2 separate regions of the Homo sapiens genome follow, and region 2 is linked to region 1. Evidence: chromatin loops called from intact Hi-C (ENCODE). Cell type or tissue: heart left ventricle. All regions are shown on one strand. Each heading gives the region's core, and the rest is flanking DNA. Links, peaks and the distances in the headings are about the cores only. Region 1 overlaps TGFBR2 (transforming growth factor beta receptor 2). Region 2 overlaps TGFBR2 (transforming growth factor beta receptor 2).

Region 1 (16,570 bases), core at 8,571-16,570:
TTATTCTACAGCTTATTAGCTCTGCTATGTTGGGCCAGTGACTTGACATCTCCATGCTTCAGTCTCTTCATCTGTAAAATGGAAATACAAAGCGGGTGGGAGGTGTTGTGAGGATTGAGTAGATTAATGCATGTAAAGTGCTTGCAACGTTGCCTGACATGTCACTGTCTGTTAGCTGTTAGCAGTAGTTGGGCTTTTTATAGAGGGCTGGTGACTTGTGCTTGTCTGAATGCAGGAAACCAGGCCTGTGTAGCCTTCGGTCTGTTCTAACACTGAAGTTTTGTAGTTGAGTGCTGACTGTGGTGCATAAACTGAGCATTTGGATACCTACATATCACACCACAAGGTTTTGGAGGGGCTCACTTTGCTTTAATCCCTGTTTCATCCAGTTTCTCTTTTTCTCCACATGCCTTCACAGAGGCAAGGGGAGCATGCTGAGTCTAGAATTTCTAATCAAAGCTAACCACATCCCTGTCATTGTTGGATAATATTACAAATTAGACACGTTGTTCCTGTTTTGACTCAGAATCACAGCAGGAAGCAGCTAAATAAAACTGAAACAACCCACAAGTGCCTTTCACATAAGTGATTAGGGTAATCGCAGTTCTGTACTTGCCAAAGGGATTCATTCCCTCTTCATTTTTTCCATGGAAAGCTTGCTTTGGGCCACAAGGCCTTCTCTTTGAATGACTGCGCCATTATTGGCCAAGTAGTGCTGATAAATGGTACCTGTGGGTTGTTGTGGGATTTAAGGAGATGATGCTTGGGAGCGCCCAGCACAGTGGCTGGCACACAGTAGGTGCATCCTTTCTTACTTCTTCTTCCCCTGATTAACGAGAACACTCTACACCAAGACACATACCTCTTCTGAACGGTATAAACCGTTGCTACTGAAAGTGTCTAGACCAGCAGCAGCAGGATCACCCGGGAGCTTATTAGAACTGCACAACCTTGGGTCCTCTGGGGCCTATTGCATTAGCATCTGCCTGTAACAAGGCCTTCAGTGATTTGTTTGCACACTGAAGTGTGAGAAGCACTGGTGTGAACTCACCAGGTAGGGATGGAACCAGAGATGGAGGTCTTATTAACTTCATGCTGGTAACTCCCTGAGCTAATGGGCCCATGAGGAATAAATTTGGTCTAAAGCCTGGTCATTTGGAAATGAACTAAATATACTTTACTCAGTCAGCTTGTGTAACAGAGCTCTCCAGTGGCATGTGGGTCTTTTTCAGCAGTGACAATAGTTTATTTTTTAAATATACTCCACAAATGTTGTTCTGGTGTGGATCTTAATGTGGAGAAAATCAGACACCTTTTCAGTAAGCATTTCTTTTGTTTCTGTGATCATGTTCATGTTAGTTTATTGTATTTGTATTAGTTTATCTGTGGGACTATCCCTTAATATTTCCCAAAACAAGAAGACATTTGCGAATGTTTTCAAGATGCATTGTACAAGATACTGTTTTGAACTGGATCAATGAAGGAGATGTTTGGTGGCCTTGGAAAGCCCTGGAGAGTAATAGTGTGGTTCTAAGAAGAGTTGGCCTGAATCAGTTCATTCTTGGGTTGTTTGCTAAGATTGTCTGCTGAAGGTGGGTACGTGGAAAACAAGATGGTAAGCCAAGGAGGATGAAGGGAGGCATGCTGCTGGACCACTTCCAGCTCCCAAATGACTGGATCTTGGCCATCTTGCTTTTCCTGCTAACTTAGAACTGAACTGCTTATTCTAGAAAATGAGAGGCACTGGGGCCATATAGGAAAGGGATAGCATTGGACCCAAGTCCTAGACTTTCAGTAGTTTGTTTGCAGGACCAGGGTCCCACCCCTTTTCCAATTGAAATGTAGGCAAGGTGGTGGCAAGCCCATGGCCTAGGCTGTGGGAACTCATAGAACAACTATAGTGATGATCGCTGCCTTGGATTGCAGCCTACTCTGAATGTGTGCACCTGTGCTAACTACTTTCAGGTGTGTTGTCTTGTTTCATAGACTCATTACATTTTTATGATGAAGTGAAACCCGTGAATTGGCTCCTCCAGACTTCTCATTTTAATGACAAAAAAGTGGGTCTCCAGAGAGGAGCTGGGATTTTCCAAGATCTCATAGTTTGTTCCTCACTTTTTGTCCGTAGGAGAATCATAGAAGAACCAGATAATCTTGTCTCTTATAGAAGGAATACCCTTACCCTTCCACATTCCCGTGGTGGTGGTGTGTTTGCTTTTTTATCAGTCTTAACCCATGGGAGGCTGCACAACTTACATAAGAGGCTACCTGTTCTGTTTGCCAAACGGCAGCCCAGACCCATCACTGAGCATGTCCTTGGCAAGAGGCACAACCTCAGGCTGACACTGTTTCCATGTCCGTGAGAAATGATGTGTATAAACGATGGCCAGTAAGATGCTCATCTGTTGGGAAGACAACAGAGGGCAGGGCTGAGAGCATGGCTTCCCTGCTGATTGCCTGTGTTCAGATCCCAGCTCAGCCGTGTGTAAGCTCTTGGTTCTTGGGGTAACTACTTGTTTACCTCTCTGAAAAATGGGAGTAGAAATAATGAATACTTTTAATAGGATTATTTTGAGGATAAATGTATTTATTTATGTAGAGAACTTGGCACGGCACCTGGCACAGAGTGAGCACTTAATGAATTTTGACTGTAAATAGTTATTACTGTTCCACTAGATTCAAATTTCTTATCTTTGCCTTTAGCTGGATGAGTGAGGAGATTTGTACCAACGTCATGTATTCTCCTCTTCCCTGCAAATTCCTCCACCTGAGTCCTATTGAGGTGCTCCCCATTATAAGGAGTCCTGTGAATCAAAGTGGTATGTTTACTGTAAAGAATGTGGAGGATGCTGTTCACTGCATTGTATTGTTATCTTCATGAGGAAGCCAGGAGACATTTATTTTGGCTCTCTGTTTTAGAAAGGTGTTCTCCTCATGACGACCTGTTTGCCTCTGATCTTAAGGACACTTTGAAGCATACCGAGCAGGGGTCTGCAAACTTCTTTGATAACAGGCAAGATAGTAAATATTTTCAGCTTTGCAGGGCAGAGTCTCTGTCACAGCTACTCAACTCTTCTGTGGTAGCAGCCACAGACAGTGTGTAAGTGATTGGACGTGGCTGTGTTCCAGTACAACTTCATTTACAAAAACAGGGCTCAGGCCAACCCCTGATAGAGATATTCATGGTTTTTGTGTTTCTCTCTCAAATGCTAACTACCAGAAAAGCTTAGAGTCAAATCTGAATCATGCTTCTAGCAAATATGTACCTACACATTTAGCATACTAATATCACTCTTGCTTACCAGTTTTTACCCTGTTTTCTCACATTTATATTCCATTTGTCATAATTATAGCTCCTGTCTTGACTGTATCTTCTTTCACTGTGTTTTTTGTTGTTGTCGTTGTTGTTGTTTTTGGGAATGGGATAGGACTGTAAGTAAATAAATCAATTATATCTTGCTAGCTTAGAAACCAGGACTTGAGTAACCACTTCTGACTCAAAGTTCAATCTATGTGGTTAAATAGGGAAGCAGACCATAAGATGTATGCCCAGTGGTGCACGTTGCTGACTCGCAAGCTATGTGCAGGCTTTAGCATTTAGTGTGGTGATGTGTGCCCTCTAACCTGAGATGTTGAGAGAGGGGCAGAGAAGAAGACTTCTTGTAGCCACAAAGTTTCATTCCTTCCTCTCTCATTGTTGTAGCATTTCTTTTAAGTGAAAACAGCCTTTTTGGTTTGCTAGCCTATCTCTGGCAGGAAGACAAATTATTTTTTTACAGTATCAGACACGCGGTTTCCTGTCTATGTTTAACTTGCTAGCAGAACATCTCAGCCAGCTGGTTCCCTCTGGACCCATTGTGTCCTTAATGTCGTTGCTTTACACCATCCAGCAAACCCACTCTGTGTACTGATCGCATGCATTGAGCATTTTGTTGACTTCCGTTGTTTTCCGAGTAAGGGAAGTCTTAGAAATGCTGCCCTCTTTCTCCCAAATCTCATTTTATGTTTGTTCAGCTCCAACACCAGGGAGCTGGCTTCTTGGGGAAATGATTAGTTCTTGCATGTAAGAAATGAAAAGAGTAAATGGTGTTTTGGTAGCTCTGGGGGATTTTAGGTATGCTGCCTTGGAACTGTGCACTCACGCCTCAAAATAGCTGGCTTTCCAGCTGTGCATTTTTGTTTCAAAAGAAACAAACCAGATTTACTTTCTGGTCTAAATGCAGAAGAAAAAATAAGTGTGGAAATATGGTTGAGAAAAGTTGTTAGAAGAGGAAGAAAATTATGGATTAAAGTTGCTAGTCTCATTCCTGAGAAGAGAAATCAGTTATTTGAGGTGATGACTCAGAGCTGAAGCAGCTTTTTGTTGTGAACCAGCCTTGGTTAGAAAGCACACTTGGAATTCATCAATATGGCCCTATGTCTGGCCAAGGAAATAATAAAGATTTTGCATGATAGAGGACACTGTGACTCAGTTGAAGGAAGCTTAGAATGTATTTGAACTGAATTAAGGCAAAAGCAACTCGCTTTTCAAGATTTTTTTTTTTCCTAAGTAGCAAAGTAAACAAAGCTGCACTGAGGCCAGATGTGCTTTCTGGTTGTGAATATTTGTACTCTAGAACCTCATTCTGGTATGAATCAGCAGAGTGGAATCTAGTATGGACACAGGCTGTCTCAAATTCCATCCACTGGATATGAGTGGCCAAGAAAGCAGTCGGACCCATACTGCTGGTGCTGTAGCAAGGTTCGGGTGGTTCCTCTGCAGCCTCAGGTCTCTCCCACTGCGGCCTCCATGTGTTCCATAAACTCCACACCCATGAGTAATGGCAAGAAGGGTCCACTGAGACCTTTTGCTGCTTTGCGAGTGTCTCAGTGTCCCACCAGGGGAAAAAAAAGGCTCAGGGAGGTGGCTAACCACTGTGAAATTGACTTTTATTTCCACCCACGTATACTCCAGAGGCTGTATTCACCACCATTTGGACATCTGGATGACTTGCCTTTGGAAAGTCCTTTTGTATTCTAAATCGCTCCTGCATGTTACCTGTTGTGGAAAATATCAATTTTGCCATTACAAATTATGCTTTTTTTTAAAAACATGTTAACTTTTAGAGAAATAATTTATATTTGCTTATCTACTTTTAAAAATATACATATATATGCCTTTTGTTGCCTAATTAGAGGATATAGTTGGTTCCAATGTCAAGAACAATTTCTCTGAAATGTAGTCATTAAAATTATTCCCATGTCTTTCATTTTCCAGGCCCCATCCTATTCGAAATACCTGTTTCTTCCACCAGGCTGATGTAGTTATGCTTAGGCTTGGCTGCACATTGGAAACACCTGAGTAGCTTTAAAAACTACTCATTAACTGGGTCTTACTCCTGCAGTTTCTGACTTAATTGGTCTGGGGCCTGGTATCAGGAATTATTTTTTAATTCTTCAAGATATTTTAATATGCAGCCCACATTGGGAACCACTGGACTCAAGACAGTTTGTTCTGCCAAATCTTTTTATATTTTTCGTCACGTTCCCCCTGTAGCCTGGAAAGGGACGGTAACAATTAAAGAATGGCAGCTACCACAGGAAGGAGCCAAAATTATGCCTTCGAAGGTTAGAGGAGGAGAAAAACCAACACCTGTTTTACCCCATCCTTGGAGGAATAGCAAGACACTTTAAGAGGGGATATTATTTTGTTTTCTACAACAATTTACAAGCAATTGCTTTGGAACAAGGTCAACGGCCTCATTGGGAATAGGCATCTTAGCTTTTAAAACTGATTAAATTATACGTTAAAGGAAAGCACATTTTAAACCTTAATGTGTCCAAAAGGTTGGATGGCAAGGTTTGGGTGCTACTGCCTTGGCAGAGACAAGGCAGGGACCAGGGAGGCTGTGTGCATGATTTTAGGAGGTGAGAAACTCAGGTGGGAAGGAATTGCAGAAGCCTGTGGTTCACCTGGAAAGCCAGGGAGAGAGAGAGGATGTATTCTGGTGACCTAACAGGTATTGTGAATAATGAATATGCTTTTCCAAAGCGATCTGGTCTCCCTGTTGGAGAGCATCCTGAAATAACTTAAGAAATGTACCTTGCTTTCAGGTTTCCTGAGAACATGAGGGCCCCTAGACAGAGTACAAGGTGTAATTCAGACAGCCAGCCAGAAAAAGAATTAAAGAATCAGGGCAGGTGTGGGGATCCTAACAAAACCTAAGCTTTTAGTAGTCAGAAAACTGCAATAACACAGAAAAGAAAATGAAAAAAAATCTTGTTCCAAAGAACATATATCAGGTGTGAAACTCTCTTTGTGGGAGGACAGATGTGTCATCATTTCCTGGACAAAGCCTGGTACCTTGTAGGCACCCTCCTAATGTTGGTTGCCCTCCTTTTAAAGTCAGAGCAAGAGAAGTAGCAGGAATCTATATCCTAAGGAGGAACATAAAGGGTGAAAAGCACAGTGGAAGGGATGCCTAAAAGAGCAAAGGCTGAATCAGGGTTTTAATGGCCTGAAATGACCAATTTTCTAAAACTTGACAGGTAGATGTAAAATCAGACATATAGGTTCAAACAATCGATTGCAAAGGAGCACTTGTCAAAACACTGGCTGGGAATCTGCTCATGTGATGAAGACCCCAGGGTTTAGAGGTGAGTTAAGGTCATTTTGAAATCAGGATGATCTGGCTGAAAGAATCAAAACAAAACAGAAAGAACAAACCATCAGGAGCCTTAAACTCCACTTGGTGGAAGAGGAGGTGAGAGTCCTGCTGTAATCTTTGCTACACAAGTTATATTCCAAGTATTATATCTGTGTCTATCAAAACACATGATGAAGAATCTTAAATAGCAAGCGTGGTTTCAGAGAACAGATCACTTTACCCTTAGAAAAAAGGTCCTGGCATTTATTGGGCGCTATATGCTGGGCAGGCTGATTTTAGGGTCTGATAAATCTGTCAGACTTTAGAGTCTCATCAATGTATCTCTTGAAAAGTAACCGAGGAAAACATGGCTGTTCAACCTGAAAATGAAATGATCTAGGGGTTGTGAGTTTCATATCCAGCAGGAGTTTAATAGTTCTCATCCCATAGAAAACGGATTCATTTTGTTACTTTTTGCTTTAGAGAACAGCAGAAGGACCAATAATAGAAGCACACAGAGGCTACATTTGACTTAATGTAAAGAATAATTTTAAACATATCCCAATATTTAGACTTTATCCCAATATATCTGCAGTTAGAAATATTGTGATTTGATTATGGAATGATAACAAAGGAATGATGTCCTTCTACCATAACATTTTCAGGCAGAGGTTTCACCTCTACCTCTCATGGGTATTCTAGAAAGAGATTATCATACTGGATTAGAATACATGCAAGGCTTTTCCATCTGGGAGAGAGATAAGAAGGAAATAATACAAAGGAGACTGTGCCATGGGATAGGAGAGGTGGCGAATAGCTTTGTTCTGAAATATGTGCAGTTGGAATAAAACAACCACATTGATTGGAGAGAAGACTTCTTTCATCATTTGAGGAAAAAATACTCTCAAAATATATCCAGAATGTCAAACAGTGCTATCAATAGCTAGAAGTTAAATTAAATCCTTCATTGCTAGTGAGCTTACTGTCCTTTTGTTGTTTAATTGAAATGACTTTTTATTGTTTGCCTAAATTGGTGTGCTTTTTACTAGGATGATGGATGGGGAAGCATATCTCATTCTACACTCCTCCACCAGTTAATTGACTAGAAAATTATCATGGGCCATTTTCTCATTGGCTAGTGCTGAATACAGCTGTACCAGAGCTTTGCAAACAATTCCACTAAGAAATTTTTTGTAGGAGGAAAGCATCTCTATGGCAGAGTACCAAAGAACTTAACTTTATTTTTGCTAAACTGTTTAGCAAGAATAAAATTTACCTCTGAAACTTGAATGTGTAAATGAATCACTGAGAGAACTTTTAAATGTAGATTCTGATTCAGTTAGTTGAGGACAGCGCTAAGACTCTGCATTTCCAGTAAGTTCCCAGGGGATGCTGATGACTGCTGGTCTGCGGGCACACTTAGAATAACGAGGTGACAAGTTATTCTTTATGTAACATGCCAACAAAATTTTTAAAGGTACAGAAAATGATGGCAAGATCTTTGAACTCTGCAATATGAAGCATATATGTGAGTGCTTAGCTTTCACTCTCTTTCTGTGTGTGTGTGTGTGTATACAGATACTAAGACACAGATACATTCACATATATACATCTAAATATATATACAGTACAGTCCATATTCAGATTTCTTCAAGGTTAATGGGTCTATTGTTTAAATTCGGAATCCAGTCAAGGACAACACATTAAAATTGATTGTTTTGCCTCTACAGTGTGTTTTTTTGGTTTTCATGACATTGACTTTGATTTGAATAGGTCAGACCATTTCATGTACTTTATAAAGGCACTTTGTAGATTTGTCTGATGATTTGATTAATTCAGATTAAACATTTTTTAAAGATTCTGGTGTTTTTATTGTAGGAAGTTTTTTTAAAACAGTAATTCTGCAAAAAAGCAAGGTTTGCCATTTGTATTCAGTCATATTAGTAGCAAGACGACTACAGATGCATACTTGGATGATAAAACAAGTTTAAAAGCTCAAGAAAATGATAACTATAAAAGCCAGGAATAGTGATTACTTTTTAGAGGAAGGGAGGGATCTCCGATTGAGTTGGGGAACATGAACAGACTTCTGGGGTGGCCAGCAAAATTATATTTTCTGACCTGACCAGTGGTTACAAGAGTGTTGATCTTATAGTAATTCACTAAGCCAGACACTTGTTTTATGCACTTTTCTGTATCTGTGTTTTATTTTGGAATGAATTCTTTTTCACAAGAGAGAAATCAGAGTAATTTCTCTAGTTTTGAGGGCCATACTGTGCTCTTGGGCCAAGTATATTATTTTAAATACCCTTAGGAGAAAGGAAAGAGGAAGAGAGGGCTAACTTTTTTGGGGGGGGGAGTTGGGGGGGCAGGGGGAGATGTTCTCGTTCTGTTGCCCAGGCTAAAATGCAGTGGCACCATTATAGCTCACTGCAGTCTTGAACTTCTGGGCTCGTGATCCTCCTGCCTCAGCCTTTTAAGTAGCTCAGATTACATGCCCACACCACCACATCCAGCTAATTTTTTTTTTTTTTTATACAGACAGGGTCTCAATATATTGCCCAGGCTGGTGTCAAACTCCTGGGCTCAAGTGATCCTCCCACCTCAGCCTCACGAAGTGCTGGGATTACAGGTGTGAGGCACCATATCTTCCCCCCATTTTTTTTTAATCATCTGAGTGGCTTCAAAGCTTTTGTTCTTTCCATACCACCAAGCTATCTCCTTAACAATGAACTGTGAGATCCATTTAATAATTCTGAAAATTTCCAGTCACTTCTGTCACTCATAGAGGCCAGACTTAGTTGCAAATAAGGAGCCATTTGCAAATGTCAGAGTCTTGTTACATAAATATTTTTTTAAAGACAAATGTCAAATTCTTTTTTTTTCTGTCTTCCAAAGATAAATGTTAGTATGCCATAAAAAAAAATACAAACTGGCAGAAAACCTCAAGGGGAAATCCTGTGGTATACTTTCCTTTGGAGTGATTGAAAAGTAAACAATTTGTCTTATAACTTGAGTATGCATGTGCGCACACACATGCACACGCGCGTGCGCGCACACACACGTTGCTCTCAGCCTCTTTTATGTCCTTTGTTATGCCGACACCAGTTCCTAAAAGGAACTTAAAACTGAACCTCCCTAATCCACTATTTTAAATAAAAGTCACTTGGTTAAAAAAATAAAAGCATTAAATTAAGGCCAACTTGGTAAATAAAATCCTATGTGGATCAGTTAATGTGTCTTGATAAAAAGCAAATCAACATAGCTGAATTTGGGAGATAGGCTCCTACTTTAATATTTGAAGTAGTTTGGCAATTCCTCCACTCGGTAAAGGAGTTTAGGGTGAACATTTAGTGGGATACTAATTTATCCGAGCAATAGAAAGGGACGTGGATGACAGTTTTTCGCACACCTTGGTGTATTAGTGCACTAATGAGCCTCAGATGCCAAGAGAGATTCTTGTGAAGTTGGCAGTGAAGCTCTAGCCGCAAGGATGTTCACATGCCAGCATGTTCACCTAAAGCGAGAGTATATATGCAACTGGCTGAGATCCAAAGAAGGAAACTGTGCTAAAGAGAGATAGCTGAGGGGAAGGAAGAACTTCCTGTCTCAAGTCATGTTAATTATAACATTAAAAGGACAGCATTCATTTATTGAGTACTTACTAGGAACAACTTTTACTTAACAAGAATACTTATTTACTAAGTAGACAAAAATGTTGTAGAAGCAACCAAGGTTCAGTATCCTCCTCTGTAAAACGGGGGTAAGAGAATCTAACTCATACATAGGGTTATTGGAGAAATAAAGTAGATCATGTTTACAAAATAAATTGTCCGGTGCCTAACCCAACAAAGCACATCGTATATGAGTTATCTTTCTTATTGTTACAAGATTTCAAAGGAGGGCTTCTCCTCAAATTCTACACTGCGGAGCTCCCTTCCCACTCCACAGAAGCTCCGACAGCATCCACAGTTGTCCATGTGCAGCACAACAAATCAAGCCAGGCAGATCTCCCATTGGCACTAGTTACCAACTTCCTAGAGAAACCCATCAATCTCAAAATTCCTGCTCTAGCAAGTCCTGGAAAAGAGACTAGAGCCCAAATGCCTTCACTCTGCCAAGGGAGCTTCCCTTTTTGTGTGTCTGTGCCATGGACTTCTTGAAGTAGGGAAGCCTGTGGACCCCTTCTCACTGTGATGTTTTTTAAATGCATAAAATAGAACATGGAGTATTTCAAAGAAAACCAATTACATTGAAATACAATGACCAAATATTTTAAAAATGAATTTGTGTTATAGTAATATATGTTTCTATAATAATGCTTTAAATAACAATAGCAGCAGATCTAAACAATTGAAATGTCTAAATGGTGAGCGTAAGTCACATGCTGAGACGTCTGCAACAACAAACTCATAGGTACAGCTGATACTAGGAAATATTAATTTTTAATTAAAGGTTAGAGAAAATAAAAAAAGATGCAATTTTTGCCCATTCAAATTCACAGACCCACTGAACTCTATTTATGGAACCCAGGCTAAAAATGTTTACTATTATAGCCTCATTTTTTTATGGGCCTTGGATAAATTCCACCCTTATTTTTAATGCCCTTCAGAGCTATATCTGGTTCAATGTTATTACTATTCATGGAAGGTCCCAATAGTGCAACAATTATGTTTTGAGCTCTGCTAAGATCTAGGCCATGAGAATAGGCTCTGAGAAAAGAAAAAGATTTGGGGGTTCTCCTTCACATAAAACTTTTTATTTCCTGGCAGGAAAAAGATGCATATTTACAGAGACACTACTAAACTGTGGTTCTTAGTTCAGAACAAAGGAATATAATCCCCATACCCAAAATATACTCCTTTAGACACATTATACAAGAATTGCCAATGTCAGTCGGTGGATGGCTGTAAAATCACTTAGTCCAGGCTACACTAAAGAAAAACACTTTATCAAATTGGGAGCTTATATAAAGTCATTCTTCCCCTCCCCCGCAACCCCTACCCCCCCATCCCCGCCCGCACAAACACAGGGTCTTGCTCTGTTACCCAGGCTGGAATGCAGTGGCAGGATCATAGTGTGCTGCCGCCTTGAACTCCTGCCTCAAGTAAAGTAATCCTCCTGCCTCAGCCACCGTAATAGCTGGGACTACAGGAAGCACCACAGTGTCTGGCTAATTTTTTTTTTTTTTAAGTTTGTGTAGAGACAGTCTCACTATGTTGCCCAGGCTAGTCTCAAACTCCTAGGCTCAAGTGATTCTCCCGCCAAAGTGCTAGGATTTCAGGTGTGAGCCACCACACCCAGCCTAAGGTCATTGCCATTCTTAGTTGGCTCTCACCAATATGAAGTTTAGAGATCAGGTATGGGGTTGAGATCAGAAGTCTCTCCAATCAGGCAATGCTCATTGTAAATACCAGCTTTGCTGTTGCCTAAATTTATCATCTGGGAAAATTACTTAAACTGTCTGATCTTTAGCTTCCCTATCTGTAAAATGGGGTTTATAATAATAGCAGTTTCTACCTCATAGGGTTTTTCTATCAATTAAATTTAAATATTCTATAAAATCCTTAGCACACAGCCAGGAACTTAGTAAGTGTTCAGTTTATGAGTTTCTCTGTAACTGGCGGCTGATGAAAAGAAGCATTTCCTGTTGGTCTTCGACTAAAGGAGATGCTGGCTTGTACCTACACCAACAGCTGTTGGGTTTTCTAGTAGCAACCCAAGGGTTAATACTGCCAGAGGGTGTGGGTGGCTCCTGTTTAGATAAAGCCACATCCCAAAGCTTCCTTCCAGCCCTGGTTGCTATTGTTAGAGTTTTTCACCACCTCTTTGAAGTTTCAAGATTGACAGATGTTATTCAAGAATTCCTCCCCCTCAAATTTTTTAAGTGTAAGTCTTCTAAAGAAATAACAGGAAATTTTAGGAGAAAGTAAAACTTTGGTTTCTGACATTGAACTGGGGATTTCTAGAATCTTCTTCAGTCAGTGCCACACATAAACTTAAGGGGATTTCTGTTTTTGTGTTTCCTTTAGGCTAAAAAGGAATTGAAATTAGCAAATACGACTGTTTTTATAGATATTTAGGAATTGTAAAATAAAATTATCCATGATGAATCAACATTTCATCTGGACGTTTTAGTGAATTAAGGACAAAGCTAAGTAATTATGCAGTTAATATTTAAATTTTTTCAAATTGTATTTCTCATATGTGAAAAAAAATTGACTACATATTCACATTTGGCCAAAGTGAAGTCTCTCCAGATTCTGCCAATGAGGTTATTAAAATAACACCTCTAGAACAGGGGTCAGCAAAGTTTTTCTGTGAAGGGCCAGATAGTAAATATTTTAGGCTTTCTGGGCCAGATAAGATCTCTGTTGCATGAACCTCTTAGTTTTATTGTTTTTTAAACAACTCTTTAAAAATGGGGATGGAAATCATTCTTAGGTCATAGGACTATACAAAAGCAGGCCATGGACTTCTGAGCCATAGTTTGTCAAACCTTGCTGTAAAATATAAAAAATTTGAGAAGTATCATTCCACGTAAGTAATCATTCAGCTTCTAAAACAAACGTTTGTTGAATACCATAAATTGCCCCATTCTGCCCCAGGTGCTGTGTATATCATGATGATCAAAACAGACCTGGCCACTACCCTGCTTTGTCAGGAGAGAAGCAATCAGATAATCAAGTGGATTTCTGATTATAAGACATTCCATGTAGTTACAGACACAGAGACCGGAGACAAGTGGGTACTTCAAGCAAACACATTCATTGGATACCACATATAATAGAGGTGGAGTTTCAGGCAGGGAGCATTGTGGAAGTGGTAAGCCTAAGTGGAAATGCCGACTGCTGGATCGGCTGTTGTGTTTGAATTTGTGTTGTGTTCATCTGCCCCCTTAATTTTGTTTGCTGTACAACAGGGACAGTCCATACATCTCCACAAGAGCATCTTTTTTTTCTTTTGCATTCAATCATTCTGTAATTGCTTTGTCCCACCCCATTTCTGCCCTACTCTTGCCTGTTCTTTGTCCCAATCCAAGCCTCCCAGTGTAAGAATTTATGTTTTTAAGGATCAATCACCAAATTTTCTCACTTTCCCTATACTTTTAAAATGCATTCATATATCTTTCCAAAAAATGGTGATTTTTTTTTTCCCTCTTGGTTGCTGGAATTCTGATATCTTGGGGTTACTTCTCTGGTTACTAGACCCAAGATTTTCATCTAGAATATATAGTCAGTGGAAGTTGGCATTTCCACTCAGACTTACCTTAAGAACAAGTAATCATATTACACATAAACCTTAAAAATGGATATGTACCAGCTTCATTTCTCACTGTTTCGTTAGATGAAAGTTTCAGATGCTGGGCCAAGCGCAGTGGCTCACGCCTGTAATCCCAGCACTTTTGGAGGCCAAGGCGGGCAGATCACAAGGTCAGGAGTTCAAGACCAGCCTGGCCAACATGGTGAAACCCCGTCTCCACTAAAAATACAAAAAAAAAAAAAAAAAAAAAAAAAAAAAAAGCTGGGCATAGAGGCTAAGGCAGGAGAATGGCTTGAACCCAGGAGGCAAGGTTGCAGTGAGCAGAGATCGTGCCATTGCACTGCTGCCTGGGTAACAGAGCAAGACTCCATCTCGAGAAAAAAAAAAGAAAGTATCAGATGCTGAAGTAGCTATGTAGACTGGGGTATATAACCTGGGGTTCATCATCATGAGCCAGGAAAATTTAGGATATGAACACACATGAGGAGTTTAGGAGTGGAGGTTTAATAGGCAGAAGAGAAGAGAAAGAGAAACAATTCTCTCTGTAGAGAAAGGAGTCTCCAAGCGGAAAGGACGGGCCAGTGGTGAATGTGCTGGATTTTATAGTCCCGTTTGAAGAGGCGGTGTCTGATTTACATAGGGCTCACAGATTGGTTCAATCAGGTATGACGTTTACATAGTGCATGGGGAAGACTGGTCACCCCACCCTAATCTTATTATGCAAATGGGCTTTCCAGTTGATCAGCACCATCTGGTCTGTTCTTTGTTGTACACATGGCTGACAAAGAGAAGGGAAGATGGAGCTGCCATCTTGAACATGTCCTTAGTTCCTGCTGGCATTCACCCGTGCAAGCTCCCAGCTTGCCTGTCTATGTCTGAAGCTCAACTTTACAGGCTGCTCTTTGTTAGAAAATGATTTGGGGCTGCTTTTCATTAAAAAGAAACACCTTACCGAGGACTTCCATACCCTTACTATCTGCCCAAGTAATTTCTTCTTAACTCCTTTATCAGTATCATTTAGGTAATGGGTTCCCCTTGAGAGAATTTGGTTATATCCTCATTCTACCTGGACTATATTCTCATCACTTTTTTTTTTCTCTTTAAACACCTACTGTAGGTGAAAACTGACAAATGAATAATCAAAAGATCCTTTTCTGACACGGAGTTTGGTTCCATACCACCTACCCATTTTTTTCCTTTCTATTCCGCAGGTGCAGAGTGGTCAGTATGGGATAATTGCTCTTCCTTAAGTAGATCATATATTCTTTCTCCTTAACATAGCACTCTTTCCACTCATCACTGACTTTTCCCATTCTTCAGAGACCAACTTAAAGGCAGTTTTTTGCTACTGTGCCTTCCATGTTTCTCTAAGCTTTTCCACATTCCACTAATATATAGATTACATTGTACATTTAGCCCCTATCCCAGATGCCATATATTGCTTACTTGTATATATGCCCTAAGTCCTCTACTGGGTACTCTCTGAGGGCAGTGCCATGCCCATCATAGACACTCAGTAGTGATATATTTAATGAATGATTCTAGGATCTGAGCATGAGGCCTGCTCATTAATGGGTACTTTGGAGGGCAGATGGATGACACATAAAGCAATAGAATTCTGCATGTTTGCCCAATGAAAGCAGCCCAGCACAAGCTCCCAGTGAACTAGAGCTGCCTTTTGCTCTCTCCTGTCCACTGTCTGTTTCTATTCATGTCCTTCTTCCAAAAAGGAAAACTATTTCACCAGAGCCAACAAGGCCAGCACATGAAACAAAGTTTGAGGCACAAGATATTATAGTTAGATATCTGGTGCTAAGGACTCTCCTTGTCAGCCCACAGGGGCCTGCTTCAGAATTCCAAGTCAAAAAACTGCAGCATTTCCATTTTTAACTTGTTTTACCTTTGCGGCCATGTTTCCATTGTTGCTATTAAATATTTCAGTTCCATGAAACTACAATTCGTATGCACACTGAAAAGAGGAATGTTGGGTGGATGTAAGATAACTGTCCAAAGAGATCCTTTCCATGGACTCCTCTCCCTGTCACCCATGGGCCCAGGGTAGCCTGAATGCTGATCAGAGCAGAACAAGTTGGAGTTTGAAAAAGAGCAAAGATTTTGGTGCAAACTGTGGCACGCTCTGTGTTTTTACCAGATGTCATACATGCAGATTTTTTGAAGGCAGAAGCTGTGTCATTTTTTTTCATGTTCCCAATGTCCTGAGCTTAGATAACACTCAGTAAATGGTTTGTCTTTTTATTTGGCAATATTGAGGACCTGCTGTGTGCTAAGTGCAGTTTACAGTAGTGAAGAAGACATGGTACCTTCCAGCATGGAGTTCCCTGTCCGTGGGGGATGGCAAGAGTAGGGAAAGACAGATGTGAAATCAAGAGGTAGAGTCATAGTTCATTTAGTTTAAGTTGTACTGAATTGTTACCTAGGAAAAGTATAAGGTGCTATGAAAATGTATAAAATAAGACAGTTTTCCAAGTTTTTCTAGGCCTCTCTTAAGCAGTGACATTTAAGCTGAAGTTTGAAGGAAGAGCAGGGGATGACGAACAGATGGCCAGAGGCAGGGAAGGCTGAACGAGCATGCACTTGCATCCCTGAAATAAAAATTAACAATATCGTATCTACAAAAACTATGCAGATGCTAAAATCTATAGATGCTCAGGCATGAACCC
Region 2 (16,570 bases), core at 173-8,172, 51 kb before region 1:
ATTGATTTGGTTTGCTTGCATTATCTGCCTCCTTCCTGACTACATTTGTACCACAGAAAATCAAGATAAGGCAGAGTTTCTTTGCATAAGGAAACTCTACAGCCCACAGTTTGACAATGGTGTCTTAGTGGTAGGACTCATGGTGGGTGACCTGTGGTTTGGCCACTTATAGCAGTTGGACATACCCCATTTGCAAAGATGTGTATTGTAAACCCCAAATTTTGAGTGTGTAGGACAATCATTTGTGTACAATCGTGTACAACTGCTGATGAGGGCAAGAAGAGCCGACTTTATCCAACATAACAAAGAAGAAGGGGACAGTTTGACTTTTGAAGGGGACAATTTGAAAACTTATAGGAGGTTAAGATTCTCTTCCTCACCCATTACATCAGGAGTACTTCTGCCTTTTACTTGCCACAGTCAGCTTTCTAGGTCTTAGCACCCAACAAGTAGCAACTATCCTCTTGGGTGTAGTCAGTTTAGTCTACTTATGGCCTCCTGCTTAGACTCTTAAGGGTTCCCTAGCATCTGTGTTTTGTTTGTAGGTTTGAAGCTATCATTATTAGATGAGATTTAGCTTCAGGGCCCGTACCTATGACTGGGGAGATTCTATCTGGGAAAGGTCAAGACATGCAGCTCTTTTTTTTTTTTTTTTTTCTTCTCTTTTCTGAGGGAATATTTTCCTCCAATTTTTTTCAGCTCTACAACTAAAATATAGACCTAGTATATGAACACAACTGGCCTCTGTCCTGGGCCTTAGATGGTACTCTGCTGTCATTCTTCTCTGGTCAGAGCCATGCCTATGGGGTGAGGTGACTTTTGGGCCTTCCAGTCTTACTCTCTTTTCATTTTTAGACCATGATTTGGTTATGTGGGAACCCACATTCGCTGTCCAGAAGGCCCTGAACTGGTATCTGCAGTTTGCATGGATCCTTGAAGCCATCTTCCTGAAGGCTGTCATTGCTACTGGTTGTGCAATCTCTGCACGAGGGTTGTTTAAGGGATAGCTCTGTGTGTGTGTGTGTCTGTATGTGAGAGAGAGAGAGAGAGAGAGAGAGAAAGAGAGAGAGAGACAGAGAGCGAGCTTGGGTGTCCACATATCACAAGGCCCCTCTTGATGTAGGATGGAGCAGGCAGGGGGGAGGAAGGCAAATTGATTACCAGGGCTCAGGATGATGTCTCTCTTTAAACCACCCATTTCTGTGGAAGGACTATGAACATTGTAGGAGTTCTAAAGTTGTACCTGGTCTTCCAAGACATTGAAAAGATATATTTGTCAGTCTAGGTAGAAGGATAACACCTATTTTATTGAGCAGTTTGCTAGCTTGATTTGTAACTTTAAATGTTTTGACTTATGGTACATGGGCCTCTATTTGCTCACTTGCCTTGGGCCTTCCCATGTTGGGGGTGGATCTGCAGCAGCAACATTCCTTTGCAGAGATGTTGGGTAGAAATAAGTTTTGGTTAATTGTACCATTTTTTCCCTGGAATAGACAACATTGAACATTAAAGAAAAAATGAGTTACTTTGTAGACATAGTGCTCTATTTCCTTTGGGAAATGTAGTTTTTCTTAGTTTGCGTTGTCCTGAAGTGAACTTTAGCTCTATACTTTTTTTCTTTCCTTTTTTTTTTTTTTTTTTTAGATTTCCTAGTGCCCTAGTTGCATTTCTTCTGTGTATTGAGAGACCACCAGGCGGGCAAGGTGAAGTTTATCTGAATGTTTTTTCCTCCTATTGTAAATATTTTATTTGAACCAAAAAAAGGCTTGGTTCTTCTCAAGCCTCTTTAAAGAAAACAAGGAAAAAGGCTTCTCAGTGCTTTAGAAGATATAAGATTGTCAAAACTTCATTTTAGAGAACTAGGGATTTGGTTGAACCAACATGAATGCCTTTGAAAGAAGATATGGGTTGGGTGCATATTTTCAGTATATGCTGCAGCAGCTCTTTATTAAAGTATAAATCATTACGAAGTCTTCATTTCCTATGGGGCGATAACACTGCTGCTTTGTGGATGACTACCTGTCACGCCCAAATCCTGCAAACTTTTCTACATAGGGAAATGAAATTGGGCTTATTTCCCCTGTAGCTTTTCTCAAGAGACTTCATGGACTAATTTCCCAATAATCATAGTAGCTACCACTTATTGAGGTCTTGCTACTGCACGGATCATGCTGAGTACTTCAGGTGTATTAACCCTCAAAACAACTTTAGAAGGTAGGTTATATTATGCTTATTATAAATCCTCCAGAGTCAATAAATTTGCCTAAGTCCACCTAGTTAGAAAATGATTAGGCTGGGGTTGGAACCAAGATGGTCTGGTTTGGGGATCTAGATTCCTAATTGTTATACTGTACTGAGACTAGTCTGCCTTAATTGACATAAACTACTTGTCCATTATAGCATGGGTGTTGGAAGACTAGAGGTTAAGAGAAATAATAATATCCAACATTTTTCTAGTGTTTTAGCATTCTTCATATATTATCCCATTGCATTTTCTTAGTGTAATAAAATAACACTCGGTTTATACACCAGGTAGTCAAACATCATGCCTGTCTTGTGATCTCAATGGAAAAATGAAGTGTATACCTCAAGTGATACAGTCTTGGCTGAATCATGGAACAATTATGCCATCAGGAAGTTTAGGTATTCTGAGTAAAACAGGCACTTTATTTGAAAGGACTGGGAGACTTCACAGATGCATCAAATATGTTGAGGATATAAATGCCAGGCTCAGGTGGATTTACTGTGAAGTGCTTGAACTTAACCTTCAAGGCTACCTATACCCTGGTATAGGTCCATCTCCTGGCTCTAGGAGAGGCCCTGGCAATGTGGTTAACAAGTGTCATCAAGTCAAATACTACGAAATCTTGCAGTGCCCTGAATCTTACAGCTCACATATAAAAGAAACCTGATAAAAGTTTTCCAAATTTGAAGTCAATCCAAAAAATTTATATGACATTACCTGTAATGAATTATGAAGCTGAAAGGAACTTTTCCAAATTATTCAAGAATAAATTACAAATTCTGATCTACATTTCTAAAGGGAAGACTGAATTATTTTTCTATTCTCTCAATAGAGAATATTGCAAAATGTTATTGGAAGAGATGATCAAAGAGTGTGCAACCAAAAAATATAGGAGAATTATTTCAGAGGTATGGCAATCAGTTAATAAAAATATTTGTTTTTTAAACACTTCATATTTGTAGTATTTATAGCTTTTAAAAATTTGTTGTTTGTATGATACTATTTAAAATTTTTTTTCCAGAGATGAGATCTCATTCTGTCACTCAGTCTGGAAAGCAGTTGCATAATCATAACTCACTGCAGCCTTGGAGTCCTAGGTTCAAGCAGTCCTCTAGAGTAGCTCGGACTAAAGGCATGCACCACCAAGACCGGCCAGTTTTTTGTTTTTTGTTGTTTTTTAATTTTTGTAGAGATGGTGTCTTACTATGTACCAAGTCTGGTCTTGAACACTGGGGCTCAGAGGAACCTGTCCACCTCTGCCTCCCAAAGTGTTAGGATTACAGGTGTAAGCCACTGCACCCGGCCTGTATGCCATTTTAATTCTAAATAAATATTCACTTTATTCTTAATTTTATATTCACTTTATTCTTAATTTTGTATTCTTCTTCTTAAAGAGTGCCCCTGAAATTTACAAGCTTCAGATTCCAAAGACCTGAGTCTTTGACTAATGGTAGGATTTGTTTGTTGGTTTAGAAAATAAATGTTAAAAAATGCCTCTTCCTCCTTCCCCCCATTGCAAACAGAGACTGAAATCTGCATTGTTATTTCACAAAACCAAAATATTTTTCCTCCAGGTTTAGCTAAACCCTTCATCATTTTCCTACTTTAGAGCCCCATGCCAAGTAGAAAAGAAGTTGCAAAGATGTAATTATCACAAACCTTCATCTTGGATGAAAGATAACCTAGCTCTGACCCTTAGTTTGAGATTAGAAGGACTCTACCTAGGAGACAGCTGGTAAAGACTAAGGTATGTTGTACCAGGAATCTAGGTGTCTGGGTGACCAGGCTGTCTTTCTTCCCACTGGGGCTCATTTTCCTTCTATACAGTGACAAGAATTGGACTAAATAAGATTTCCAGTATTTTCTCTTCTGAAACATTTCATTCTTTGTTATCCCTGTACTATTTTGTTAGTAGAATAAATCATTGAAGTTGAGTTAGAAAATCTTTAGCTAATCAAAATAGAAAACTAACAAAAGTCATGACAGGTCAGAACTGAGAAATACCACAGACTTCCACTGGTGTTCATTGGAGATGACTACTATTAAAAAAAGAGAAGAAAAAAAACCATAGCTATTTTGAAAATTTCCGACTACAGGTGTCTGAGCATACATCCTGACTAAATAGCATGTTTACTTCAGCTAGAGCTCACTCCTTCCTAAATAAAAGGCTTACTTGGTTTTGGTGGTAATATTATTCCTCTTTGGTTAATTATGGTATTTTCATTCTCCCCTTCCTCTGAATTGGTTAAAATGTCTGTGAAAATTTTTCCTAAGGTAGAAAGTTATGAAATGCTTTGCTATGCCTAGGAGATGTAAAGCCTAAAGGAACTTTCATATTTTTTGGGAAAAAAAAAAAAGGAAACTTGTCTAGATATAATTAGTGTTCTGTTGCCTTTCAAATATTTCTCTACCACTTTTCTTAAAATATTCTCAGAAAAGACAGAATTTGCAACAGATTGGCAGTTTTCAGACTGCTGTTTTAGGCAGGGGAGTAGCTGCCGCAACCTCTAATTGCATTTCTGTAGAGTTTGCAGACACTTGTTAGCGTAGACTAGGAATCTTTCAACTTTTGCTGTGAGTGACTACCTTGTTACTACATATCGGATTTGCGTCTCATTCTCTAACGCTCATAGTATTGGGGAAGAAAAAAAGACAATATGATATAATTTGTCCTTCAAGTATGTGAAAAGGAAAAAAATCTAATAATAACATTTTATGTTCATTATTTTGGAATCCCTTAAGTTATATCATTATAAAATAATCTAACAATCTCAATACCCCTGGGCACTCTTACTTTTATTTTTATAATTTATATTGTTAGAATACATTTCTATTCTCTTAGGCCTTTGTTCATTCTACTTTCTCACTTCTTTAGGAGCCTCATTCCTTCCTGAATATTACATTTTATGAGTTATTATATGCATCAAGGCCCAAAGCTTGAGCTCCAGCATTCTGACCCCGAAAATGATGGTTTCCTATCATCTTCTGATAACAGCAACTGAAGATGTTCTAATACCTTGCCGCTTACAGGAGGTCTGGCATCACTGAGAATTTATTGGAAATGAGGATTGTGGGTCCTCTCCCCAGACCTACTGCAACAGAATGTACACTTTCACAAGGTCCCCAGGTGATTCCTGTACACATAGCAGTTTGAAAAACACTGCTGTAATAGCATTAAAGCATGTTCCAAAGAGTAGCCAAATGATCTGCAGTGGTTTTAGTGGATCACATCAGGCTTGTTTCTGTCAATAAAGAAGAGGAGAATTCAAGGAAGAGTTGGCTTAGTTTTATGAGAGTCTTTTGACTCTTCCTAAGCCGTTTTAACTAAAGCTAGCAGAAGACAGAAGGCACTGGTAGCAAGTCAACTAAATGAGTCAGTTTTTAACCAGTCTGTTTCCCCAGTCATCCTTCATGAGTCTTTTGTCCACTGATTGTCCATCCCTTGACCATGGTGAACTGTAGAACCCAAGGACCCATTTCTTTTTTCTTTCTTGTTTTTTTTTTTTTTTTGAGATGGAATCTCGCTCTGTTGCCCAGGCTGGTGTACAGTGGCGCAATCTCGGCTCGCTGCAACCTCTGCCTCCTGGGTTCAAGCGATTCTCCTGCTTCAGCCTCCTGAGTAGCTGGGATTACAGGTGTGCACCAACACACTTGACTAATTTTGTTGTTGTTGTATTTTTAGTAGAGACACGGTTTCACCATGTTGGTCAGGCTGGTCTCAAACTCCTGACCTCGTGATCCGCCCGCCTCGGCCTCCCAAAGTGCTGGGATTACAGGCACGAGCCATCGTGTCCGGCCCCAAGGACCCATTTCTATATCGAACTCACTGCATTAATCATGTTTACCTCATTAGGCATTTACTCACAGATTGCCTTGACATATGTAGGCCCTAATTCATTCTGGAGCTATTATACCACAGCATTTCTTAAAATAGGTAGCACTCTGCTCTATACAAAGTAGGTACCCAATAAATTAATGATTCGATGACAGGTTTTCAGGAAGTGGTTTTACTCTTCAACATTTTTTAATCCTCTTTTGTCTTGAGGAACTTATTTGTCTGATGCTCAGTGAAGACCCAATAAATTTCTCTTGAATTGCTCAACATTTGTTTTAGACTTTTCTGAGAGTGCCACTGTAGGCTTTTTCATTGATTTGCTCCTTTATTTTAATATCATAAGGCAGCTTTTTGTGACTTAGTTACTTTTGTCTTCCAGAATTATGGGTCCCTGTCAGTTATTAATGCTCTTAATTAACAGTAGCCACAATAACCAGTCCTTACAAGCAGTTTCTGATGTTTCCAAATAATTTTATTTTCTGACTTTTTTTTCTTTGCCTTTGACATCTGAACTATACTTGGCAAGAAAAAAAAACATAAAAACTTTCCATTGCAACTCATATCTCATGGTGATTCCTGTTGCATCAAATCTTAAGTTATCCATCAGAAAAGTTACGCAAAATCTATAACCATTTGGTTTTATTTTTGCCCTTGAATTATGCTACCGTAACACAAACCTGAACTCTTATATTTGTCATCTGTAAAAATCACCTAATTGGTCTCTGCTTATGGACACCCTTTGTTCTTTCTCTGTCAATAACACAGGCATTGCCCTCAGTTAAATCTCCCCCCAGATGGCATTTTGAATAGCTGGCCTCTGTTAGAAAGCCTTCCATGGATTTTATGAATCCTAGATCATCACATGGCCTTCCCTTTCTCTTTGAGCATGGGGGCTGCCTCAGTGTCCCTTGGCTCCTAAGAGAGTGCCTTGTGCTGATGGGACACAGGACCAGTTTGATGACTACGTGCACAGATGAAGCCAAACCTCTTGCCCATCATCTATTCCACCCTTCACATCCCTCATGCCCTGGTTCCACTTGAACCCAGCTGCCTCACACATCCTTTTTGCTTACAAATTTCCTAGCTTGTGACCATTCTCCACCACCTCCCCCCAAGTTTTACCATTCTCTATTTGTGCCCTACAACGGCTCCACCCTTTGAAATAACGCCTGGTCTAAATGTTACTTTTTCTAGTGGGCCTTCCTTGATTATCCATCCCACTGTGATTCCTTTTCCTGCCCATAGCCTCTCCGACAAGCCTTGCATTCTCATTCATATGACCTTGTTTGCCAAGCTACCTGTGCTGTCTCTGTGTGTTTTAAACTATTTTACTAGCCAGGCGTGGTGGCTTATGCCTGTAATCCCAGCACTTTGGGAGGCCGAGGCGGGCGGATCACGAAGTCAGGAGATCGAGACCATCCTCGCTAACACGATGAAACCCTGTCTCTACTAAAAGTACAAAAAATTAGCTGGGCGTGGTGGCGGGTGCCTGTAGTCCCAGCTACTCGGGAGGCTGAGGCAGGAGAATGGCGTGAACCTGGGAGGCGGAGTTTGCAGTGAGCCGAGATCGCGCCACTGCACTCCAGCCTAGGCGACAGAGTGAGACTCTGTCTCAAAACAAACAAAACAAAACAAAACTCTTACTAGAATGAAAACTCTTTGAGGGAGAAACTTCTGTCTGATTTTGCCATAGCTCTTAGCACAGATTCTCACTAATTCTGTTTATGTGTTTTGTTTGTTGCTGTTTGGAATTCATTGCTTTTAAAGGCCGAGGAAACTTGCTTTTAGATCCAAGGCGGGGAGTGCTATTTTTTTTTCTCCCAGATGGCTTTTCACCACCAAGTGTAAATGTCAATGGCTTAAAGCCACCTGTAGTATTGTTTGACAGAACCATAGGCTTATGGAAAATCTCGTATGATCTGCTTTGTGTAAATTGTTCTTTACAGTGGAGACTTGCTCTGTCTGCAGTCTTTAGTTTCTGTGAATTTTGGGGAGCTGTGGTGTGTGGGTGTTAAGGTTAATTTTCCATCCATCACTGGCTCTGCCTTTGATTCATTTATTCTCTCATGTGTGAATCTTTTGCAGAAGGCTCAATGCATTATGACTATAGAGACCAGGCAAAGTCATAAAGTAAATCACACCATCTCACGCAGGACAATTTTTTGTCACTCCTGCCTTTTCTCTTTATGAGTCATAGATGATTTCAGTCATTGGGATTGCTGGAATAGGGATGGCTGAAGGGGTCTTGGTGCAATGAAGAGTGCCTGAAGATACTCTTCTACCTACCTGAGGGTAAATAATCCCATATTGCAAAGGTGACCCCTGGTTGTACTTTTTGGAAAGCCCTGTTAAAATGATACATGCTAAGGAGACTTAAATATGAGGCCTTTCTTACCTGGGTGCTTAATAGGAGTGGGTTTCTAAGGATGGTCTTGAATTTGGCCTTCAGCCTTCTCGTCCACCATAGTCCCCATCCATCCTGAATAAACATGCAGTCTAGGTACCACAAGTAGTGTTCTCTTGTGCAAGCACAGCTTCCAGCTGTGTTGCCTGCCTCCCTTTCAGCCAGATCATCACCCATGTAGCCACTCCTCTATGGGAATTCTGGAGCTACCACTGACATCACATTACATAGATTTGGACTGGTAGTGCCCTACCTGCTCTATCTATAGAGGAAAAGGAGATGAAATAAGAATTTTAATATTCTTTTTTTTTTTTTTTTTTTGAGACAGAGTTTTGTTCTTCTCACCCAGGCTGGAGTACAATGGCACGACCTCAGCTCACTGCAACCTCTGCCTCCTGGGTTCAAGTTATTCTCCTGCCTCAGCCTCCCGAGTAGCTGGGATTGTAGGTGCCCACTACCACACCTGGCTAATTTTTGTATTTTTAGTAGAGACAGGGTTTTGCCATGTTGGCCATGCTGCTCTTGAACTTCTGACCTCAGGCAATCCACCCTCCTCGGCTTCCCAAAGTGCTGGGATTACAGGCATGGGCCACTGCACCTGACCAGAATTTTAATATTCTTAAGTCTTAATATTCTGTGGCACTTATTGGAAATGGTTGAAATATAATGCTTTTAATTTAGCATGTCATTGGTTCACTCTCAAAACTACTGAAAAGCACTTATCTTTCAAGATTTTAATGATGATGTTGGTGAGGACGTTTGTGGTAAGTAGATAATCACTTACATTATTCAGCACTTTACAAAGCATTTTCACAAACTCTTGAGTATTGGTTGTTATCAGTTTATTACTGAGATGCCTGTGGTGTCTTCAGGGGACAGGAGAGAATATGTTAACTTCTTGAATAACTGCTGCAGCCGTAGTTAGCCCCCTATGAGCCAAGCCTATTGGCTTTGTTACTCCCAAGGTATAACTTATTTCATATATATAAGCAACTTGACTAAGTATTAGATGTCTGTGTAAGCCATTTTCTGTGAGTCAAAACAATTTTGTTCTTCCTTATGTCTTTCTTCAGAGGTACATCTTTAATAAGTTCTGGGAAGGGAAGTGAAAAACAATGCTTGACCTCTGATACAATGTACTGTTTTGATTATGATCAGCACTTTAATAAAATTTATCATCAAGAAAGTCTTTGGAGTGAGCCCCTGAAAAGCTTGGGAAAGTGATTGATATGGTGTCACTTTTCTTAAATTACCTTCCCATGTTGCTTTAGATGACCAGGGAGGCTAACTTCACTCTTGTGCTCTCTAAATTGAACTGTCCTGAAGTTTTAAGAAAATGAAATGATCAGACTCAGCAGTTCAAGATTGTGTTGGTTGATAGCAGCCACTTAGACCTCAGTTCACTATGGGTTTCTGTGTACTTTATTGGTGGTCACCAAGATGCAATGAAAGGTCCTGATTTTGTGAACATTTCTGCCCACACCCTTCTTTGGTACATACCTTTTGAGAATATGTAAAATGTCTTTCATTGTTAAAATAGCTGTTAAATAATATTAAAGGCAAAAAAAAAAGTCATGAAAATAGTCATTTGCGTACTTCTTCAGGCAGATAGAAAACTAGTACCAGCCAGTGCAATGGCTCAGGCCTGTAATCCCAGCACTTTGGGAGGCCGAGGCAGGCGGATCACGAGGTCAGGAGTTTGAGACCAGCCTGACCAACATGGTGAAACCCTGTCTTTACTAAAAATACAAAAATTAGCTAGGAGTGGTGGGACACGCCTATAATCCCAGCTACTCAGGAAGCTGAGCCAGGAGAATCACTTGAACCCAGGAGACAGTGGTTGCAGTGATCCGATATCGCACCACTGCACTCCAGCCTGGGCAACAGAGCGAGACTTTGTCTCAAAAAAAAAAAAAAAAAAAAAAAAAAAGAGAAAGGAAAAAGAAAAAGAAAAAGAGAAACTAGTACCAGGAAAACAGAAAAAAGAAGTGATTTGAATAATTTCAGTATGATTGAGACATATGGGTGAAAGATCACCAGAGGGAAAAATGTCTAGTCTGATAACTTTGAAGAAAACATATTGACCATGTCTAGTTATAATAATCTTTTAATAATCTCACAGTAATAGAAAGCTTCATTATTTTCAAAACAGTTTCACTTTCCTGTCATCTGTAATTTTAAAAACAGCTCTCTGAGATGGATATAATTATCCTGTTTTACAGATGTGGAAATGGAGGCCCAGAAAGATGAAATCATCTGCCCCAGCTGTAATAGGACTGCCCATCCACTGAGACATAGTAAAGTATCATTAATTAATCTTTTCATCATTTTTCTATTTTTAGTCATGCTCCCTCACTGCTTAATTTGTAAGTAAATCTAAGATAAAAATCTATAGTCTCCTCGTATTTTCATATTTTCATAGCTAAATTGTTAAAGAGGCGATGGCAGTGTACTCATCAGGAGACTTGTTCTTGCCTCGAACATTAAAAGCCCAATTTAAGACTGGAGAATTTCTTCTTTGAGGGTTTTGTCCACCCATCATAAGAGATTTCAAACTATGTAATGAGTCATTTTACTTTTCCCCTTTTCTTATGGGGACAGCTTCTCTTTAATACACCGTGTGGTCTGCCCTCTTGGAGGTTGTGTCACCATTATCAGTAGACAAATGCTGCCATGTGTAAAAGGCTATGCCAGTTTCTGCAGTCCTGTAGTTTTGCCCCTCACTAGAACTTCAAGTTGCTTAACCTAATCAGGAATACGGGCATCTTTACATAGGAAGTGCACTTCTTCATCATATAGACATAGAGGTCAGGTATTATTATCTTTGGCTTCCTTTCTCAGAAATTCTTAAACATGAATGTCTGAATAAACATACAGAGAAGAGGTTGGGCGCTGTGGCTCATGCCTGTAATCCCAGCACTTTGTGAGGCCAAGGTAGGTGGATCACCTGAGGTCAAGAGTTCAAGACCAGCCTGACCAACATGGTGAAACCCTATCTCTACTAAAAAATACAAAAATTAGCTGGGCATGGTGGCGGGCGCCTGTAATCACAGCTACTCGGGAGGCTGAGGCAGGAGAATCGCTTGAACCCAGGAGGTGGAGGTTGCAGTGAGCCGAGATCATGCCATTGCACTCCAGCCTGGGCAACAGACCAAGATTCCATCTCAAAAAACAAACAAATAAACAAAATATAGAGAAGAACAGAACAAGAAGTGTTTTGAGTAGCAGAACACGACTCACACAGACATCTAATATTTAGTCAAATTGCTTTTATATAAAAGAAGGTATACATTGAAGAGCAACAGAGCCTACCTCTATGACTGACATTTTCAAAGAAAATGGCTAAGAATCACTTTGATGGCCAGGCACGGTGGCTCACACCTGTAATCCCGGATCTTTGGGAGGCCGAGGAGGGCAGATCACGAGGTTAAGAGATTGAGACCATCCTGGCCAACATGGTGAAACCCCGTCTCTACTAAAAATACAAAAATTAACTGGGCGTGGTGGCACGTGCCTCTAGTCCCAGCTATTCGGGAGGCTGAGGCAAGGGAATCACTTGAACCTGGGAGGCGGAGGTTGCAGTGAGCTGAGATCGTGCCACTGCACTCCAGCCTGGCGACAGAGCAAGACTCCGTCTCAAAGGAAAAAAAAAAAAGAATCACTTTGATTAGCAGAAACTATTTCACTTGCCATCATAGAAAGCTAAGCTATACTTCTGCTTTTCTACTACTAGCTTTATATAAATGTTATTTTTCTTGCAACATAAAAGAAAAATTGAGTCATATTGTTTTATTTAATTTTTCTTGAAGAACACATTAAATTAGCTCTCACACTGTGGTGTGGACTTCTTTCTGTTTTCCACCAGTGTTCTTCAGGGTGATTTTTCCAGTGGGCTTGATTAGGACTGTGTGGATCATTGTGATGCTTTGTTCTCAGTGGGGATTTTCCAGCAAAGATGAGCTTCATTAAACAATGACTGGGTTCATGGATTTATAATTGGAGTGATTTTCTTCAAACTGTAATAAATTTCAGTGTTACCTTTTTCTGAACGCCCTTTTTAAAAGGGATTCCATAGCAAGTCTTCTGGAATAATACCTTTTATATAATTCTTTAAAAACTGTAATTTTTACATACTGATTCCTGTTAAGGCAGATGTTATTGTATCAAGAAAAGACTCAAATTTTGAACATATTAAAAATAGTGTTTCTTCAGATCTGGTGGATAGGTGATGCTCAATATATATTTGTTTAATGGAATAAAAAAAGAAAAATATTAAAGATCCTAGGAAGAGAAATTAAGTTGCAGGGATATATTGCTTGTGTAACGTCTGTTTAGCATTGCAATTTTCTGAAGGGAAGGCTATCCACAACTGTTAATTCTGATCTAAGGAACTATTTCCCTTCTTAACTTCTTTGCTAGGTTATCTAAAGGGAGATATGCTTTCTCACATTTGTTTCCTTGAACTTACTTTTAATGTTGCCTTGTAGGGTCAAAACTTTAGAAATACAGCTTTCTCAGGAAACTTGGTCCTCAGATCTTTCAGACATTATCTTCCTTTAAGCTTATTGTCCTCTTGGGAATTGGCAAAGGATTCCCACCCTTTAAAAAGATAGGAAATTGTAAAATCCACACTTAAAAATTAATCTAAAATTATTTTTCAGGAAGAATTTATACAATGGCAACTAAATGCCCTGCAGCCAATTATGTTTATGATTCCTGCCTCATCTCCAAATGGTACTAGAGTTTGAGTCATATGAGAAAATTAATTGGGTTGGGCTTGATTGTACATGTATATGTATATAATAATGTTCTGGTTATAATGCAGTTTGCAGTTTTTCTAGTTACAGCTCAAGGCAAAGATGAGAAGCAACACCTATGGGCCTGACTGCCTCTGTCCAGTACTACCATGCCCCATCTCTAACTACTACATTTTTTCCTATTGAATTCTCCAGTCCATGTAGCATAAGTCCCTTCCTGAACTCAGTTTATTTTTCTAACCCTGGCTGCACGTTAGGATCACCTGCGAACTTCTAAAAGAATTCCAAAGCCTGAGCCAAGCACCTAGAAGTTCTGACTCATTGCCCTGGGGTAGGACTTTGGCATCATTATTGTTTTAAAAGATCCCCAGATGATTCCGATGTGGAACCATGTTGAGAAACACTAATCTAGCCTAACCCAGTGAGGTTACAAATGAAGAATTTCACCAGAGAGGTCAAAGTACTTGATTTCCCACAGCAAAGAAATTCCATTTACTGGGTTGAAAACTCCCATCTGTTGACTTTAAATCCAGCATAACAAATATGAGCAAGGTTTTAGAAGGTTTTGGAAACTCATCTGCAGAACAGAGCAAATACAGGCCTATCTAAAAGCATACCTCACAGTAAAGATGGTTAAAAACCAAAACCGGAGGAGGCAGAGTACTCTTGGTGGGGCTGGTAGTGGGGGGAATGGATGATTTTCCAAAAGAGAAAACACTTGACCTGGGTCTGAAAGGCTGGGTATGATTTAAGGCAGGCACTATTGTTCACTTGTTAGCCCCAGGGCCATGCTACTCCACTTCCTTCAAGGAAACAGAGGGAAGCCGGCAAGTGGCTGCCTGGGGTGTGTGTCCACACACCATATAGAGGCAGTTCTTCAGCTCTGTCAGCCATGGCCAAAGCAGGCAGTATTTGAACCACCTTGGACCACTCCTGAGGGGCAGCATCAGACACCAGGCATCCTTTCAGACACCATTCTTGGAGTCTCTTCCCTCCATCACGTAAACCTCACAGCCAACAGTGAAGGCACTGAACTCCTTCCAGGGGCTGAGCAGGCTGCCTTGGGCATGCTCTTCTTGACCTTAAAATCCACCTGATAGATCTGGTAGGGAGGTAGAAATTTTGGTGGTAGGAAAGCCAGCAATTATCAGGTCAAAGGGTTTCTGATAAAAGGAGTTATTCAGCAGAAAGGTAATCAGATTATGGGAGCCTTAAGTGCCAGTTTGGGCTAAATTCTCTGAGTCACTGGCAGATTGTAAGTAGGGGAATGACGTAATAAAACCACTGCAAAGCCAGGAGTTTGTGATGGGAAGATAGGAAATCCCTTTCTTTTTTTCCCACATGGGAAATAAAAATCTAAAGATGTGTGGGGAAGCTCCTTAGAGTGCCAGGACTTTCAGTATCCCCCAATTTATCATTAGGTTCTGTCCAGACCTCGTTCCGCACACAGTAGCCTAGAGACACCTCTGGAATAAGGTGTGACAAAAAACAAGGAAATAAATTTATTAATTTTGGAAAATGCCTTCTTTTTCCTAGGCCTCCCTCATAGACATTTTCCTGACAAGTCCCCACTTCAGGTTTCAGAAAGAGATGCACCATCGTTTGGAATTCTGAAGAAACTCAAGTTTCAATTGAGCTGAGTCTCAGTGGCATGTATTTTATTACATCTAATGCCATTTTAATGTACTTGAAACTGGGGAGATGAGGGCAATTGGTACACATGTGTAAACCACTACAAAAAGTTCACCTGAGTGTAGAAGGTAGCCAGTAGCCTAAAAACCCTGTATTTTGGAGGCTGTTACTTCATAATCTCTATTATGAAATTGGGAAAAATTATGTAATTATCTCTCTAAGATGGTCTTAGATCCACTGTTCAATAGAACTTTCTGCAGAGATGAAAATATCTTATACCTGGGCTGTGTTAAGGTTTAAGGACAGCACTGGTATAAGATATTTTCACCTTTGCAGGAAGTTCTATTGAACAGTGGGTCTGAGACCATCTTAGATGATACATGTGGCTTGAAACGTAGCAGGTGCAAATAAGGAACTGAATTTCAAATATAGATATATTTTTATTTCAGTTAACTTGAATTTAAATAGCCACAGGTGGCTCTTGGGTATCATAATGAATAGGGCAGTTATGGAGCATCATTAAAGTCCCCATTCTTCTCAAGTCCCAAAGAGGTCCGTTCAGGTAATTTCTTAGCACCTATAATCACAGTGGGACAGATTAAATTACTTGTACTTTTCCATTCCTGTGCTTTGGAATTATAGGCTGTTTCTTTGTCCTGGAAACCAGATAGTCTAATGTTTGTGGAAATACTACTTAGTAGTGCACTGCAATTATAATACTTTATTGTAGGAGGATGCAGCCAGGCCTTTTTTTTTTTTTTTTAATCATCTGTGTTTTTAGTTTTAATCTTAAAAGGATTATAAAAATAGTACTGCCTTGTGGGAGAAAAATATGCTTAAAGTCTATGAGCATGGAGTGGTAGGGATTATAAACCGTTACAAACTTCTCCTGGAAATTCTGGGGAAAGGGAAGTTAAAGCGGCCAATAGAAATCTCCTAGGAGAAAACTTGCCCTGAAGGGATGCTTTTAATTGGGTTCAGTATTTATCAGAAGAACCCTGCAAAAGTGGTTTCCCTGAAGGCATTTGGATTTTCCCCTGTGAATAAATTTCACCCACCTTGGTCACCTCTGTGCTGTATTCTCCTAGAAACTCACCTTTATTTGGCATGCTGTGACTTAAATCCTCCAAAAAAAAAAAAAAGCCTTTGAAAAAGCCTGTGGGTTTTTTTTTTTTTTTTTTTTTTTTTCTCTAAAATGTTAATTTCCTTTCTTTAGGCTTGTGTGGGCTTTGACTGGAAACTTAATCTGTGTGCCTGGGCTCTGCATTAGGTTTCAGTCATTGAAATGGGGCTTAATAAGAATTACTTGATACCTTAGGAGTCAGACGAGCCTTACATTTATCTTGGGCTCAGGGATTTGCATTTTGAGAGGTTGTGCCAGCTGACATGAGCCTTTACAGGTTTCAGCTTGTTGCAAACCTAGTTGGGTCCATTTCTCTCACTTCTGAGACCTTTTGCTGCTGCCACTCATAGCTAACGTGTTTTCCATGGAACACTACTCCTTGTCCCTAATTGTCTTCTCTCCCTACCTCAGCAGTGACACTACAGACAGCCAGTCATTTAATACGAGACTCATTCCTTAAGAAGTTGGGATAGAACTTTAATTACACAAGGCATCCAAGCCAGCAGTCAGGGCCCTTTCCAATGCGATTACTTTTCAAGCTCTGCCCTGCTTCTCCTTCCATTTCCCTCTGGGC

Evidence for each region. Hi-C counts contacts between places; a loop is a spot of excess contacts. Peaks named below come from ENCODE experiments on the same cell type or tissue, not always from the same donor. Only the 100,000 strongest peaks of a DNase experiment are listed, where the experiment ranks them.
Region 2: it touches region 1 in a loop (2.3-fold over the local background); 32 of 110 quality-filtered maps call a loop at or near these places.

The regions. Positions count from the first base shown.
Region 1 is chr3:30,655,004-30,671,573 of GRCh38, forward strand. The region is part of intron 3 of TGFBR2 (transforming growth factor beta receptor 2); the gene reads left to right. Among named protein-coding and RNA genes, the nearest start is that of TGFBR2, 57 kb to the left of the region's middle. In heart left ventricle, for the core only: no CTCF peak of the experiment used is centred there; no DNase peak of the experiment used is centred there; H3K27ac peaks cover 253 bases.
Region 2 is chr3:30,612,493-30,629,062 of GRCh38, forward strand. The region is part of intron 1 of TGFBR2 (transforming growth factor beta receptor 2); the gene reads left to right. It also overlaps the pseudogene KLHL25P1. Among named protein-coding and RNA genes, the nearest start is that of TGFBR2, 14 kb to the left of the region's middle. In heart left ventricle, for the core only: no CTCF peak of the experiment used is centred there; no DNase peak of the experiment used is centred there; H3K27ac peaks cover 2,179 bases.